Linked DNA regions of Mus musculus: region 1 is linked to region 2. A link is a loop called in an ENCODE intact Hi-C map of the cell type or tissue named here. Cell type or tissue: left cerebral cortex. All regions are shown on one strand. Each heading gives the region's core, and the rest is flanking DNA. Links, peaks and the distances in the headings are about the cores only. Region 1 holds the start of 1700110C19Rik (RIKEN cDNA 1700110C19 gene). Region 2 overlaps Prkn (parkin RBR E3 ubiquitin protein ligase).

The links. A loop is a pair of places that touch in the nucleus more often than their neighbours do. Peaks named below come from ENCODE experiments on the same cell type or tissue, not always from the same donor. Only the 100,000 strongest peaks of a DNase experiment are listed, where the experiment ranks them.
Region 1: it touches region 2 in a loop (3-fold over the local background); 7 of 42 quality-filtered maps call a loop at or near these places.

What each region holds. Positions count from the first base shown.
Region 1 is chr17:10,324,008-10,329,378 of GRCm38, reverse strand. It overlaps 1700110C19Rik (RIKEN cDNA 1700110C19 gene), which reads right to left and starts at 4,777. Exons shown (of 3, transcript NR_045461.1): 1 at 4,589-4,777; 2 at 4,185-4,324; 3 at 67-459. In left cerebral cortex, for the core only: a CTCF peak has its summit at 2,638; DNase peaks (open chromatin) are centred at 624 and 2,568; H3K27ac peaks cover 2,084 bases.
Region 2 is chr17:11,972,194-11,977,564 of GRCm38, reverse strand. All of the region lies in intron 9 of Prkn (parkin RBR E3 ubiquitin protein ligase), which reads right to left. Gm46604 (a long non-coding RNA gene) reads left to right here. Exons shown (of 6, transcript XR_001782243.2): 2 at 1,045-1,157; 3 at 4,680-5,371. Among named protein-coding and RNA genes, the nearest start is that of Gm52293, 56 kb to the left of the region's middle. In left cerebral cortex, for the core only: CTCF peaks have their summits at 2,422 (motif pointing right) and 4,719; DNase peaks (open chromatin) are centred at 2,436, 4,324 and 4,839; H3K27ac peaks cover 772 bases.

The DNA of each region.
Region 1 (5,371 bases), core at 123-5,122, 1.6 Mb after region 2:
GTCTCCCAGTGTCTGTGACATCATGGGGTGTCAGGGTCCGTGCTCATTACTGTAGACCAATGCCACGGTCTCCGGTGCTACCTTTATTTGTTGTGTAAGCACTGTAGAAGAGTTACAGTAAATCGTTTGTGTAGAAATGGAGCTAGGGAGGGAAGTTCTCTGCACGCTCCTTCTGGCTCAGGGTTGCAGTTACAACAGACTGAATCGTGTCCCAGGTGTCTATTGATAGCTTGTCCCTCCTGGTGAAGAAAACGAATGATTCGAAAGCCAATTTGCTCAACATTAGTGCTCCAGTGGGGTGAGCTTTGGCTCCAATGGTAGATCCTTTTTGCAGGCCATGTGACATTGGAGCTAGGTAGTCGTGGTGGGGACATGTGGCTGCACAATGGAAGCTGCAATGGCAGGTGCCAGGGGTCCGCTTGCTGATATAAGGTGCTCTTCTGGGGACAGATGAGGGACCTACAGTGAATCATACGCCAGGTAAGGACATCAGCCTGCAGAAGCCACCTGTGACTGACTACTTGTTCATGCGCACACACTCCCACCCACTCTCTAAGATGTTTAAGTTCCTTAAAGCAAGAGCTATTTTTCCCCACGGCATCTGATTTAAAAACAGCAGCTCTGGCTCTTGCTGACCAAATGTCTGGTGAGGAGGAAGCATGGTTTTGCTGCTGAGTGGGCAGGTAGGGCTGTGGTACTCTTCTGCCTTAGGACTATGGCACAGGGACAGAGACCAGCGACTGCTTGAGGCAGCCCACATCGGGCTCCTATTTCTTCTCTACTGGGGATCGGACCTAATGCACAAGCTAGAGAAGCATGTGACCACCGAGTTACAGTCCCAGACTTCTTCTTTTTCTTTTTTATTAAAGATTAAGATGGGCTGGCCTCACTCTGTAGCCCAGACAGGCCTTGAACTCTTGGTCTTAGCTTCTCAAGTAGCTGGAATCACGAGTCTGGGCCGTTAGGCTCAGTGGCCCTATTTCACCTTTGACTGCCATCATCAGGACCCTGGGTTGCTGCAGTGTGGTGAGTCCCCGTTCTGCCTGGAGGCTCGGCCGATGTAACTTTAACTTTTTCAAACCTTATTTTTAATGATGGTTCTTAAAGGCTTTAACTTCCCTTGTAGTCCCACCAGAGGTAGTGGAAAAGAAAGGATACAGGGGATGTGGACCTGTTTAGAAAGGTTCTTTGGAGCAACTCCCATCTGTGTTGTCAGGAAATCAGCAGTTCAGTTCACAGGTTAGCTGGAAGTGGCAGCTTAATCCACTTGCAAACACCTCACGACTACACTAGCAGTTCAGCTTGGTAGAGTCAGCTTAGCAACAACAGAGACACCACCCAGCAGAGACAGCCAGACCTCAGCCTTGGCTCTACTCAGCAGGAGGGACCAGCAGGGCCACCAGGAGTTCTTGGCTCTATCTTTCTCAGGGAAGAGAAGATCAGAGAAGATGTGAGACCCACAAGCACTGCACAGCTAGCTGTACCAGAAAGCTAAGCTCTGTCTCTGTCACTCCTTAGAGTCCTATTTATACCCTTAAATATCATGTGTCCTCCACGTGCCTTGCATGGGACTTGCCTTAGCACAGGCATCCAATCAGCCTGAGTCCGCAGAAGCAGCAAGAAGCTGCAGCACACCACTAGAATTATTTTGGTGCATTTCTCTCTGCAGCATCTTGACAAATGCAGCTCAACTATGCAATATAATGCAGACCAACACATAGGTATCATTAACAAAGAATCCTTCACCACGTGTCCTTTCACGTGCTTGCTTTAGCAGAACATCCTCTCTCCAGTGTCTGCTTCAGTGAAATATTCCTTTATTAGTCTGCCTTAACCTTTCATACCTGTGTCCACATTAACAAAACACCCCTTTACACGTTTGCACCAGCAAAACACCATCCAAACAACTTTCCAAAGAACCCTTAAGCTCCCACTTCAGACTGCATCTGTCCACTTGCCTCCTAAGCTTACTAGAGGATATGCTCTTCTGAGCCCCTGTAGGAACTGGCAGTGGTGGGGCAGAAGCCTCTGCCTGGCTACTGTGGGTAGACTCTCCTGCAGCAGCCGAGCATAGGGCATGGAGAGAGTTGAGTGGTGTGGCCAGCTTTTGAGATGCTGCTGCTTCCGGACAGCACAGCCACCTGGAAGCCACGCTCCTTGCCACCTGGTTGTGGTCCTTTAACTTCCTATGATCAGCCCCAGGAAGTGGTTTATGGAATTGGAAGCCATAGAAAAATCATGATGACATATTTTGAGCTGAAAGATTGGCAAGTAAAGATGCTGTGGGCTTCAGTGTTATCTCCTGCCTCCCAGTGCAGAGAGAGGCACTTAGGGAAGAGCACAAGCATGAAGGCCCTCCTTACCCCTGTGAGCTCACTACTACTGAGTGGCAGCTGAGACTTGGCCGCTGCCTCTCACAGTTTCAGACTTGGTGTCTGCTCCCCACCCCCATCCAGAGGAGTGTCAGAGCCTGGCTGGGCCAGCACTCTTCATGAAGCTAGGCATGGGCCCAGCTGTAGTGTTGAAACCTGGTCAGCTGAGGGAGAAGAGAATGTCAAGTCTGGCCATTGGACCACAGAGGTCAGGGATCTGGCACAGAGAAAGGTCTGCTGTCTCTGCCTACCAGTGGCCTAGTGGTTTGGAGAGGAACTGGAGGCTGTGGCTTTTCGCTAGTGTGTCAGCTGATGACGGATACAAGGCTGTCTTCAAACCCTTTGATCCTTCTTCTCTTGCCTGATTTCACAATTGAGCAGTTTCTTTTCCTAGTTCCCACCCTGGTCTTCCTACTCCTCTGGCAGCTGTAGCTGGACACAGAATCCTACTACACAGGTGCCGCCCCATCCTACTGTCTGCCAGTTTGAGCTTGCCATTTCTTACTGCTACTTAATTCCAAACACACACTATAAATATAGGGCACACACACTGCGGAACTGTTAGACAAAAAAGTGTTACTCATTTTCCTAGGTTACGTTTTCTTTCCATGCAAAAACAATGCTACCAATGGTTTGTCAGAAAAAACAGTGCAGTTAGTGCTAGTTATTCAAGTTGGTGGCCCTCAAGATCTATCTACTCAGGTAACTGTAACATATTTGATGAGTGGCCTGGTCAGAACTATTAGGAACCAGTAGTAGATCCAGGCGCTGTCAGTGTCCACCCTGAGGCTCAGCTGAGAGACAAGATGGCTAAGGCAGGAATGCAGGCTGCTGGACACAAGCACTTTGGTGTGTTTTGACTCTAGCAACAACCTATTCCTCCAAGTGTTAACACTTGAGAACCAGAGGACAGTGCTGAGGCTGTCAGAGCAGGGCCTTCGCTGACCCCCTCGCTACACTGGGATGTGTACCCAAAGGAACTGTTCATACTTTAGACAAAGTATTACTTGCTTTCACTGCAATTCACAAAACCTGGTAAATTCAGGGTTAGTGAACACAGACAGAATGCTTTCCAGGCACGTAGAGGCGGATGCAGAGTAACAGTGAGTATGTTTTTAAAGACCGCTGGGACGAGTGTAGCCCCAGCCCTGGAAGGCAGGTTCCAGGTTCCTGCTGGGGTATGGGGAGAGCCTGGGGCCCCAGGGACTATACTGCGTGGCTCAGTCTGTGGCCGAAAACTAAGTGGTATGCAAATCATTCAAAATTTAGCAGGAGAGTTGTCTCCAAGGTCAGCCTGAGCTACATAATTTGGGCTACAGACCCTGTCTCGAAAAACCAAACTAAACAACACACTTGAAAGCTGATAAAGCTGTACTGGTGGAGAGTATCAGGGCTGTGAATAACTGCTTCTAATCTTATATTCAAATACATAATAAAGCAGGGGCTGGGAAGATAGCTGAGAAAACTTGCTGATTTTCGAGGGGACCTGGGTTTGGTTCCTAGCACCCACATGGCAGCTATAACCACCAAACACAGAATAAAGAGAAAAAGCACGGGGATACCATCACTGCCCACCAGCTTCCCCTTAATGTTGAAATTAGAGGCGATTTATCTGGGGGCTACGGATATTTCATATTAATAGAAATCTCTTCTGTTCCAAAATTCTTAAGAATCATTGAATCGGGCCAGGTATGAGACACACATTTTCCATGCCAGAAATTCCACCCCTCCAAGTATATACAGGCCCTAGTTTTGATCCCCAGTCGTGAAAAATCCCTGCAAATACTGTTCATGAGGAACCAACTCTCAGACCTTCTATTTCCCTGCAGTGAAGGCAGAGAGACCTCCTGCACCTCCAGAAGCGGCTGTGACCGGCTTCCCGACTGCTCCCCGCTTAGAGGTCGGATTTGTAGAGGTGGTCTTAGTCTTCTCCTCTCATTTACTCAGAGAAGCTGTAGGAAGAGGGCAGAACAGAAGGAAGGAAAGCTCAGCACCCCCCCCCCCCCAGCCAAGGAATCTCTGTTCTGCCTGTAGTTTCTCCAGTGCTCTACTTGTTATCAAGTTATAAAGCTATAAATATATAATGTGTTGGGTGGGAAATTTGGTTTTGCAAAATATAAAAAATATAAAGCTTCCAGCCCAAAGCATTATACATCTGAGGGAAATGAAAGCAGTTGAATCTTTTACAAAGAATTTTGGAATACAAAATTGGACACCTTAAGAGTTTTCGTTTTGCAGTACTGGAAATCCTACCAGGTAGGCAAGTTGCTCTGCTTCTGGGTTCTGCCCTCAGCCCAACAGCTGAAGGCTTTAAATGCATCTCTATGTCATCTGGACATGGGGCTACCCAACACAGAAACTAAACATTAGAAATCTGCTCTTCTCTGTGAGGACTCTTCAGAGCCAGAAACGTTTGGAACTTCGAGACTTAGAAGCTTCAAATACACGGAGTCGCGTTCTCATTCTTTCCACTTGTTAGGAAAGAACCCTAAGGACTTTATACACTCAGAGACCGCAAGGCAGTTAACCAAATGCTGATTCTTTGACAGTTGGTTGCATGGATACAATGTATATTGATTGTACCTACCCCAGCCCCCTCTCCAGGATTCCCCTAGCTTGTTCCCTTCTCCCTCTTTATGTGTTGCTGGAATTTCCAACCCCAATAGTCCCGTATAAAAAAACACGCAATTCAGTTATTATAATTATAAGCTATAAGCCTTATAAGGGCATATCTAATACTAGTCTAACTGACCCCCCACCTATAAGGCCCTTACTACTTCCAGTTTCTCCTGGCCAGGTAGTTCTGCTCCATTACTGCTTCCTTCTCCTCTTCTCCATGCTCTCTCCTTCACTTCTCCTCTCTACCTGGCCTCACTCCAAAGACTTCTTGTCCCACCTTTCCCCTCCACTGCCAATCACAGGCTCTAGCCTTTATTGACCAGTTAATACGGGGAGAGAGAGAGAGAGAGAGGGAGAGAGAGGGAGAGAGAGGGAGAGAG
Region 2 (5,371 bases), core at 66-5,065:
TTGAACCCAGGTCCTCTGGAAGTGCAGTCAGCTCTCTTAACCCACCAAGCCATCTCTCTAGCCCCAAGTTGTGACTTCTTTGGGAGCTACAAGAACCTTTCCCAGTCCTTATACAACACCAGTGGGCAGAGAGCCTGTATATGAGGTCAGAAGTACCTTTCTGATTTATTTATGGGAATTATTTAATTTTTGGACAGGAGCCTCTGAGGCATAGTATGGAAGGTCCCATCACTTAAAAATTCTATTCGACTGCTGATCTTCTGCCCCCATGTCTCCTGTCTACATTTCATCAAGTGATTTAAGCTTGACATATACATGTGCAACAGGGTAGAGAAGGGTTTAGCAAGCAATCGGTTCATCAACTAAAGCTAGTGGAGGCATCACGAAGGCCCAGGCACCTTGTTTTGGGGGATAGAAGCCAGAGTGGGGTGCTGCAGTAAGACCTGAGGGAGAAGAGGGGTTCAGGGCAGGCAGGAGGACGAGTAGCTGGGGGTGGTATTAGGGTTGTCTCAGATGACAACAGACTGGGAAAGGAACAACTGGGAGGGTCTCAAGGCTACCTGTAGCCTGGCCAGCCAGAAAAGGCCAGGGACTTCCTGGTTCCATTATTCCCTGGTCAGTCAAGCTGAGAGAGAAGCTGTGTGGTCATTCATGGATACCAGGATGGTGCCAGACAATTGATATACGAGACTGCCCCAGCTCTGGGTGAATTAATTTCTTTTTAAAAGGGGAACCTGTCCTGAGATGGGTGGGGAAGAAGTATCTACAATGTGAAGGCAGATGGGGTGGCCCCCCTGCGGCCCTCTGCTCCTGTTGTCTTTAGAAGAGTCTGCACGCAGGAGATGAAGCAGTGGAGGAGACAGGACTTAGTGAGGGGATGGGGCCTGAGACGGGAGGCCAGGAGGAGAGAGTTATTGCCATCCCCTTTCCTGGTGTGAGAGGATCCGGAACGTCACATAATTTAATGTGCACATCCTCCCTCTTTGCTGCAAGGGACTCCCAGGGGCATATACTGATCCTGGTTCATTCCTCCTCTGATCACAGTGGAAGAGGAGACACAAAGCAACATGTTCTGGACGACTGAGGCAGCTCCTAAGGTCCCAGGCTTTGCAGCACCACATCCTCTGCCTGAAGACTGTTTTCTCAGGCCTGAGCTGGTGAGTGTTCCGTCACTGTCAGGTGGTGGAACTCTATGGGTGGTCCTGGCCTTCCAGGCTCTGCTTAGATAGCAGAAGCCTGGGGGCTGTCTGGATGGTCCCTGACAGCCATCCGCTTCCCCTGAGAGTTACTACGACAGTGTTCTCCCTTCTCTTCCCCGGACCAGAGTTCTGAATGCTGAAACCTCATTGAGGAGACTAGCTATGGAAAAATGTATACCAACTTCCAGACTTTTGGCTGAGACTTTTTTCTTTTAAGAAGCAGAAAAAGGCAGGTAATGCGAGCCTTCTGTTCAGCGGCGTTTTCGGTATTTCATGGCCACTTTACAGTGTGCCGATGAGCTTGATATATATATATATATATATATATATATATATATATATATATATTTTTTTTTTTTTAAATGTCTTCTTGGTTTCCCCTTCTCTGTGTATTTTTAATGGAAAAAAACCATTTTTCACTTGATGAAGCTCAAGACTCAACAGGCATAAAAGACAAATTACCCCTCCCCAGGTGAGGCCGATTTCTGCAGAGCAGGATACAGAGGGCAGCGTGGGGAGGTCTTTAGTCGGCAGTGTAGTGTGCACACGTGGGAAATTAGTGGGAAATCTGTTTCTTCTGACCTAAGGTTAGAAGGCCTTCCTTAGGCGGCCTTGGTGGTCTAACTATGGGACAAGAAGGGGCACAAACACCTTCACCCCAGAGCAGTCAGAATAGGGCTTTCCGAGTGTCTCCTCTGTGCTGGCGCTCTCTCCTGCAGCTCCAGAGCACTCAGTGAGAACCTTCGCCAGCCTCTGTGCCCCTGTCCCTTGTCATCTGTGTTCTGTGCACTCAGCCATGGCCAGGGCTTGACCCTACCAACCCTTAGCTAGGGAGGTCCTGGAGCTCTGCAGGCACACTGGCAAGTCCTGGCCTTGACCAGCTGTGTCCAGCTGTGCTCCAGCTGCTCTTGCACATGCTCACAGATTTCCTGCTGGGAACCCTTCCTTTTCCCTCTCAGTGTTCTCCTCCACCGAGGTCACATGGCGGTACTTAGGGGACCAGAAGAACTCCTTCATGTTTCCTTGGGTCATGGCCACTCTGCAATCACTTCCACACAAGAACAGTGGGACTGAGTGACTTCAGCTGACCGGTGGCCCAACAAAGTCTGAGACAGTCACTTCTCACCCTTCACAGCATGGTCTGCCGACCGCAGTCCATCATTACCCACCTGGCTTACTTACTGTCCTGTGGCCGTTCCTCCACTGTGAACACCAGAGGGCAGCAGTGTCTGGCTCTTTTGATCCCCAAAGCATTTCAAATGTGTTCTAGAACTGGTACCCGGTGCACAGATAGTACCCAGTAAGGATGGATTGGCTGAGCAGATGAGGTAAGGGATGCTGGAGAACCTAGGCAGCCTGACACATACAAACACAGCAAAGAACTGCTCTTTTTCTGTCTCCTCTCCACCCGGTCCACCGCTGCCTGCTCTCTCACAAAGATGAGCTTTTTACATTAGCTCATAATGATGACAAAGGCTTCCTGAGTCTAATGGACTGGAGCAAGAAGGAAGGTGGTCTCCTTGGGTACTCTCATTATCCCTCTGAGAGAGCAGAAGCATCCATGATCTGGCTGTGTCTATGAGTGAGGTTTTCAATGCTATGTATATTCTGATGGAGGTGTGCTGTCATGCTGACAGGCTCCAACCCCTCCTGCCGGGGCTCATCCTTTGAAGGTCTTGCCTGTCTACACGCACAGCATGTGTTGGATATATAGGGGGGGGGAGATGGATGGGATGTATGGCATTGGAAGCCATGTCTGTAGAAGAAGCAATGAGAAATGAGAGGGGAGAGGGAGAGGGAGAGGGAGGGAGAGAGAGGAGAGAGAGAGAGAGAGAGAGAGCTATGAGCCAGGGAACCAGTGGGGCCAGCAACTCTGCCTCCTCTCCTGAGCCTTGAACAGATTGTGTTTGCTGGTGCACAGTTTTGATGGCAACCAGGTCTTACTTGTTTGCCTATGAAAACCATCTGATGGCTTCATGACCACGTGTCCCCGATTCAATCTGTGACTCAAAGAATATGAACTGACCTTCTCATGTAATGCTGAGGATGGGATTTGTTCATAAGAGGAGGAAGAGAAAATGAAGCTGTGTTGTTCCCAGGAGCTGGGGGGGGTGGGGGGGGTGGGGGGGGGTTCCTTAGGCATAAGAAAGTTGAAGTCATTGGCCTTTGTGATTCCCAGGTATTGGAGACTTTATCTGTCAATCAAATGTTTCAACCACCTCTGGGTTTTAACAGCCAGACTCATTGGATGGAAAGTGTGTGTTGTGTTTTGTAAACTGGCAGTATAATAGGGCAGGAGGGAGCACCTCAGAGGGGCAGCTAAGGTGTTCCCCCGAGGGATCACCACCAGGCAACAGGCCTTGTACAAAAGGAGGTTTATTGGGGGGAATGGAGGGGCACCTGGAAAGAGGGAAAGGCAGAGCAACGAAGGGGGTAGAGAAGGACAGAGAGAGAAGAGAGAGGAAGGAAGGACAGAGAGAGGAAGAGGAGACAAGGCTGGCCAGGGACATGTGGGGAATTAGGAGAATAGAAGGTGGAGATAGAGAAGGGCACACACACATGAAGGGGGGGGCAGAGAGAGAGAAAGAGAGGGAGGGAAGAGGGAGTTGGAGTAGGTGAGCAGTCCTCCTTACACACCAGGTTGGCTTGCACCTGGCAGGCAGCTATGCAAGCTGTTGCTAGGTAGCTCTTGGGTGGAGCCTAGCAGAATTATCCCTAAGCCAACGGCGCAGGCTTTTGTAAATTAACAATGTGCAATAAATTCCCCGGGCACAGGGCCCTGGGTGAAGCTTAGCCAAGGACAGAGAGAAACTTGGCTTTTCTGCCCTCAATCTAGCTGCTGGGTTTGCCCCTGACCCACAGCAGTGTGACCTATCAGGGGTCTCAGAAACCCTGGGGACTGCAGCCACCTCTCATGGGATCCAGCCAACTTCATGGGCACCTGGCAGAGGGTAACAAGACGAGTATGTAGCCACCTGTATAGCTACTGCGTCTAGACCGGCTTATTCTCACTGAACAGCCGGGGGGCTGGTAGCTGTCCTGAGAAGACATCGGACAGATCCATGGAAATGCTTAAATCTCAAGGCTGCCGAAGCAGGGTGGGGGATTAACTTTGGAAATGTTGCTATGTAAATGGTTTAAATGAACAGTGCCTTTGGAGCAGCCTCTGCTGATCGATCTGTTTAACCAAAGGAGAGAAGAAAAATTGGTGACTGAAGCCAAAATTCTTACTTGGCACCAGCACAGAAGAACCTGCAACAGACAAGCCGGTTTGTCAGAAACCCCAGGGATTTCCGACTTACCTTTGTCCAGAAATGTCCTCTGCCTCTATCTACCTGTCTGTCTCTGTGTCGTTTTAGTTTTTTTTTTTTTTTTCAACTCTAGTGTTACCTCTTTCCTCTCTCAAACAGAAGCATTTGACATTATTTTGGGCGGTCATATAACAACTGAGAACAGTTGCTTTTTTTTTTTTTCCTACAGATACGTATTACTCTGATCTACCTATAGATGTCACTGTTCATTTATGACAAATCATCCCCGGAGCTCAGGCAATTACCTCGGCTAAAATAACAAGCGTGTTTTCTGGAAATAAAATAACCAGCAAGTACCGAGAGAGAGGCATTTTCTCTCGCAGGTGTCTCCAAATCAAAGCTGAGGTGCGAACAACAATTCACTCTTTCTCCAGGCCTCCCACACAGTGTTTGCTTCCAGAACTTCAGCACCGCAGTGAGAGCTAGCTCTTCCTGGCCTGGCAGTCCCTCAGCCCTAACTGCCTGACCCCATAAGCATTTCCTACTTGTTTTAGCTTGTGAAGGACGCTGGCGTTCTGAGAGACAGGAAGTAGAGTTATACTGTATTTCAATATAAACAAAAAATTCTGCTACCCATTGCTGCCTACCGAGAACACATATACCATGGATGTTGAAATGGATGGAATGTTTCAGTAAGTCTCTAATAATAAGGGAATGTAAGCACAGCATTTATACAACAGACAGAGACTTGTATATTCACCCAGTGACTCATGCATGATAATGGTTGTTAGTGCTGTTATTTAGATAACCAAATAATTGGGCTCCTTTATGGAGGATGATATGTTAGACATAGTCTATCCTTATCCATACATTATCTTACTTGGGTAAATGGTTTAAATGGAATTATACCATATGGAGTGA